Regions from separate parts of the Homo sapiens genome. Here region 2 is linked to region 1. Evidence: chromatin loops called from intact Hi-C (ENCODE). Cell type or tissue: Caco-2. All regions are shown on one strand. Each heading gives the region's core, and the rest is flanking DNA. Links, peaks and the distances in the headings are about the cores only. Region 1 overlaps SEMA6A (semaphorin 6A). Region 2 overlaps SEMA6A (semaphorin 6A).

Region 1 (2,921 bases), core at 98-2,597:
ACAGTGTGCATGCACTTTTTACTTTGGAATTGGCTTTCTTGTCTATATCCATGCTCATACAATTAGCAATTTGTTTCTTCTTTCGATGCTACAAATACAGTGCCCAGTACAGTGCCTAGGACACAGTAGTTGCTCAACAAGTATTTGCCGAATGAATTAGTGAAATCTATTCTGGGTTTATTAACTCCAAAATTAACATCCCTTGCAATGGTTTATTTTAAAAAGTTGCCAATATTTTTGTAAGTACTGTCTGAACCAGCTCTCATTTTGATGGTCAATTAATCATCTAACTGCTTCACACTGAATAGATTTAGCCTGAAATGGATAGGATCATTAGCTGAAAGAAAAATTCCACCTCTTCTTTAGTTGCCTCAAGACCTGAAAATGAATGAGCATCATCCCTTAAAGTGTTAACACGGAAGCATTAATAAGTAAGTACCTTTCCTTTTGTAAAGGAAATAAGAGAGAACATAGCTTAGGTAGTGATTTTTGTTCATAAGAGTATCTCATAGTTTAATTATTCTGTCTATTTAAGAAATTACCTGGGAGTTAAAATTGGTCTTGGTATGATTGATGAATGCTGGGGAGGTTGCTGGTTCAATTCGTTTCAAGATCTTAATTTCTCAAAATCTGATGAAGACTATTCAATTATAGGAAATGATCGCAAAGTATCATATTGGAAAAAAGCAGATGCTAAGTGCGGTTTTTTCCTCAAGGCAGTCTCAACTAGGTGACATTTGCCTTCTGAGCAATTTTTCTTCTAGTCTTTGGTGTTCAATATTCTGGTTTCAATCATAGATGAGGGAACATTAAAGTTGGATGAATTCTGTGGGCTTATCTACTCCACACTGCCTTACTTCACAAGGAGGCCAGTCAGGAGAAACCAAGCACTGTTTTCCATACCTACACAGCTCCAATGTATAAGCCAGTCTTTAAGATATTCAAAAAGGCTATTTATGTATGCTAATTTGACACAGGGAGTGAGAGTTTACAAAGAGCTATTAAACACATTTGTAGCCATCAGGAACTATTTCTTTGGATCATAAACCTGCATTGCTTTCTTTTCCTTCCCCTTTGTTTCTTTTCTTTTCCCTTTTTTAAAATTTATTTTTCTCCCTCCCTTATTTACCTATTTCTGTACTTAAAGACTGTCCTGGATCTGTTGCTTGATTATATATCTTAAACACACAAACTATAAAATGGCTGTGTATACATGAAACTCACAGCTTGCATTATAATGCAGAGGCTTAAATTTGCCATCACATGGATGTTTTTCATATCATACTTTAAAAAAACACATGGATAGTTTACCCTAATAAATATTTGGGGGTACCTTGAGAAATGTAAATGGAACAGCTCCATTTCAACTTCTCATATAAAGAGTTCAGAATATTCTGTTTATGGGCTTAGTAGCTTTGTTTAATATAGTGATTGTGTATTTCAGACCAAGAACAATGAGATAAATCCTGTTTGCACATCATTTCCACTGCGTCACTCTTCCTTGTCTACATTCTGAAGAAATCGCACTGAAAACATATCTAAATATTCATACTCTTTTTGAGCTTAAATTTCAGTGGCCAATTTCATACTATATTGGAAAGTTTTGTCTAATAAGAGCCTGACCTGTGTATCCTGTATAGATTTTCGCCAGCAGAGGGTATTGTCCTGAGTGCCAGCATTTTGGGGGATGGTGAACTGTATCAGCTGAGGAGCTATAGTCTATCAGTTAGGAGCATTATTCCTTTGTCTTGGATATACTTATGTTCAAAAGCAATTTCTTCTCCCTCAAGAACTCATTAAATGTATTCACCAAATTCCCTAAGGTTGGCATATTTCATGTTATCTGGATTAAAAATTTAGGACTCAGTCTCCCACATCAATTGTCTCACATAGGCAGAGTAATTTTTGAAGGACGGTGAAATTAATAAATAATTTTAGTGAATTGGGGCCCTAAAGTAACAAAGAATCTGGTCCATGATGTTTAGGAATGAAAACTATAAACTACTGCTGGATGAATGACTTCACGAATTTAAAAAAAAAAAAAAAATCCGTAAACTGACCATACACTGTGTTGTAAGACATTTCATTATCTGGTAGAGGAGTTGAAATGTCTATAAAAAAATGATGAGGATAAAAAATTAATTAAAAAGAAACTTAAGATTTGAACATACTCAAGAGGATTAATGAAATAGACATTCTCAGATAGGTTTCCACCAGTATGGAATTATGAGAGTAATATCTTCCTTACCATTCAGTGCCACAAAGGAATCTGAAAGACAAAAGGGAGGAGAAGGTTACTTAATGTTTTACGCTCTGCTTGGGGCGACTTACATAAGTGGGAATGAGCTAACACAGAACTATGCCAGCGTATGGTCCCCGATACTAAGTAAGTGCTTTTTAATTTCTGCGTGTAATGTAAGATGCCTTCTACTCAGTCCGATTTCTCACCTCCATATCTCTTCCACCAAGTGAATTTCCTCCAAGTCACTGCCTTTGCCAAGAGGCAGAGAAAATGCAAGAGTTGGCAGACGAAATGGTAACTGCAATTATAGGTGACTTCGAGAGTTTAAACCCTTCTTTATACAGAGGGACATGCATATGCATAAGTGATACCTGGACCACACTTACAAAGAAAACACTTATTCTTTACATTCTCTTTTTACTTCATCCTCACAACCATGCTGTGAGAAACTGTCCAGTGTTACAGTGTTCTGAAATCATCAGGGGTTTTAGTTTGGAAGTTAAAACAAAAAACAAACCCTTACACATATTAGGCAACATATCTGGGTGTGTGCTGTGTGTTGGGGTCAGATCTCTGGTTCACTCAGCCTCTAACACTGGCTCTTTGTGATTTCCTCATTTCCCTTTAAAATCCTGTTAATTTTGTACCAGTTATAATGATTGTACCAGTTAGAGAAATC
Region 2 (2,921 bases), core at 162-2,661, 61 kb after region 1:
CCTCCAGCTTTTGGGAATTGTAGGACCTGTAGTGCAGTGTCTCTGAGGCACGTGGAGCCCTCTGGATGTTTCACCCGGGCCCAATCTACCTTGTGTAAAGGCCCTCCTGTTCGACTGGAGACATTTCCCAGGACCTTCCTAAAAACATTCAAAATCTGGTGGTGAAAGTCCTTGTGTAAAATTTTGACGCTAGGTGTCCTCCATCCCTTGCTCCTGTTAGATATAGTGATTCCCAAGTTTCTCTTCAAAGAATACTTGGGGGAAGGGGGTTCTTGTTGAATTATTTCAGTATGTTCAGCCCTCTTATTCTTTGATTCTCCATTTTAAAGTTTAACGTCCTGGTTCTGTTTGCCCCCTTGCTTCTAGTTTCAGTAAACCTTTTCCACCAGTTTTAATCAGTAGTTCACATCTGTTCCCCTGGTCACCTGCTCTGTCCTGACTCATCCCAGTCACCTGCTTTGACCTGAGTCACCTCTGGTCACCTGCTGTAACCTAAGTCACCTTTAGTTACTTGTTCCTAACTGTCCTTCCCACCAAGCCACTCACCCTGCCACTCTGGCTCATACCCCTGCTCTCTTTAAAAGAGCCAACTGGAATTAGCTGAGACTGTGCAGTCCAACCCTAGCCAATAGGGGAACAACACAGAGGTAGGGACCACCTGCATCAGGAATAAGAACCCCTTCCCCTCCCTTGTTCAAGTGTGCTCTCACCATTACTGTATTTACAAGTCAAACGCTTCTATAGAAGTAAAAATTGCCTTGCTGAGGAAATTAAATTTATGTTCGAGTGCTATTTCTTTGTGGCACCGAGGAACAAGCATTTCTAACATTCCCAACCTCCTGAGTCAACACCATTTCTTGATGTGATTTATGCCAAACACTTAAGACACTGCTGTATTTTGGATGGATCAAGCCTACTTAATCTTTAATCCTAAAGTAGAAAGAAGCAACTGGGGGCCTTCGGTATAGAAAGTGGGGTCAGGCGGCCAACAAAGGGAATATGAATGTATATCCAAGTCACTGAGATACTTTTATGCAGGTGCAAGAAATTTATGTCAAAGTGGCCACAAGACTGTTTAATAGGAGACAGACAAATGTAACTCCATGTTTACTGCTAGAAACCAAAGTTTTGTGTGAAATCTTGAATTTATGGGGAGGGAGAGAGGGTAGCCTGTAACCTGCCTGTTCTTTTTCTGATCCCTCCCCCCCAGTCCTGAACTGCAGGAGATGGAGCCCCTCTGGGCTTCGGTGACCCCATCACTGGGGTGTGTTTATTTGATGGTTGATTTTGCTGTGCTGGACACTCCCTTTCCCATTTTCTAACCATCTTGTAACACATGCTGACTCTTTTCCCTTCCCTTCTCTTTTCCCTAGGAAAATCAATGAATCAGTAAAGACTTATCGGTACTGGAAAAGAAAAAAAAAAGTCCTCTGTATGTCACGGTGCTTTGTTATTCTCTCAAACTCCAGTGGACATTAATAACATCCCTCTGGATGTGGTTGCTCTGAAAGTGCCAGCTCTTAGCATTTTGTCACACTTAGCCAATTGTTAAGGTATCATTAACAGGGACACAGACAGAGATGACAGGTGTAAACAGTTTATAATTTACAAAGTGCAGGATCAGGTTTCTCCACCCCCTCTGCCAAGAGATCACAAACACATCTTAACTTGGCCCTGTGTAGGCATGGCAGAAATTCTTACAGGACTGTTTGAAAATAAATCCTATCACACATCTATTTGGTAAAGTTTTGGCCTTTTGATCTTTTACTGTTAATTCAAACTATGCAAAGCTTTGAGTTAATTGCTAAGTCAACATTTCAAAATGCTCTGTACAACTAAATACACACATGTGCCCTGGAACCCTCTGAATGGGCTTTCTACTCTATGTCATAGATTTCCTTCTTTGTTTTTCCTTTTTTTTTTTTTTTCCACTAGTCGTGCATTGGAGATGGCAGGTTTGAAATGCCTAACAGTTGAAGAGACTCGACACTGCTGCTCTGTGCACAGATGTGGGATTTCTTACACCTTTTTAGTCAGACCTACTTAGCTGCCTTTTGCATTTTTCAATGCTGACATGTTTCAGTAAAACTTTGACTAACTAGAATACTTGGGGGAAGGGGGTTCTGGTTGAATGATTTCCTGGTTAAACTAAAAGTTATTTAGAAAGCCCTTTTTATTGAAAATCTTTCCAAAGTATATCAGCATACTTTTCTCTGGAGCGAGGCGGCACTGTCAGAGAAAAATTGTACAGTATGTAGCTGTTTGGAAGGACTGTGAAACAAATTTAGCAAAGCTGCTAACTGCTTATCACTCCTTTCTCTAGCTGGAAAGCAGCACCTCTCAGTATCCTGAGGTAGCTAAACCCTACTACTCTCTTCAAAATTTATTTTGCCCTTTAAGCAGAAGCCTGGATCTTTATCAGGGGACAAACAAAGGTCCTGGGGCCAGCAGCCCTCACCTTTCATCCCTCACACCTCCAGGCTTCACTCCCTCCAGTCTCCACTTAGGTCCATGGCTGCCTCTCCTTCACCTATGCTGGGAATTCATTCTCTCCAGCCTCCACAAGGCAGCCATCTCTATGCCCTTTCTCTGGTAGTTTCATTCTCTCCCAATTCACTGATACTCCCTAAATATGCCTGTCTCCCTATTCCAAACGAACCTTTCTCTCCACCTTTTCTTCCCTTGAGGGAAAAGTCCTTTCCTTCATTGCCAAACACCTTCCAAGGGTGGGCACAACCTACATTTACTTCCTAACCTCTTATTCATTCTAAAACTATCTTTTTCTTCCTTCTGTAACTTCACCAAAACTACTTTCAAAAAGGCAATCAGACTATCTACTGGATCCTATGGCTTTATCTCAGCAAGCCTTATTGATTCTTCCTAAATTTAACTAGAATTCCTTCCCTTCCCTGTCTTTGCTG

What was found. Hi-C counts contacts between places; a loop is a spot of excess contacts. Peaks named below come from ENCODE experiments on the same cell type or tissue, not always from the same donor. Only the 100,000 strongest peaks of a DNase experiment are listed, where the experiment ranks them.
Region 2: a loop joins it to region 1, with 2.1 times the contacts of the local background. A loop is called at or near these places in 2 of 110 quality-filtered maps.

Annotation. Positions count from the first base shown.
Region 1 is chr5:116,470,825-116,473,745 of GRCh38, forward strand. It overlaps SEMA6A (semaphorin 6A), which reads right to left. Exons shown (of 19, transcript NM_020796.5): 17 at 2,249-2,269. SEMA6A-AS1 (SEMA6A antisense RNA 1) reads left to right here. Exons shown (of 3, transcript NR_109879.1): 3 at 367-849. Among named protein-coding and RNA genes, the nearest start is that of SEMA6A-AS1, 25 kb to the left of the region's middle. In Caco-2, for the core only: a CTCF peak has its summit at 1,586; no DNase peak of the experiment used is centred there.
Region 2 is chr5:116,531,345-116,534,265 of GRCh38, forward strand. All of the region lies in intron 1 of SEMA6A (semaphorin 6A), which reads right to left. Among named protein-coding and RNA genes, the nearest start is that of SEMA6A-AS2, 42 kb to the right of the region's middle. In Caco-2, for the core only: no CTCF peak of the experiment used is centred there; DNase peaks (open chromatin) are centred at 467 and 1,677.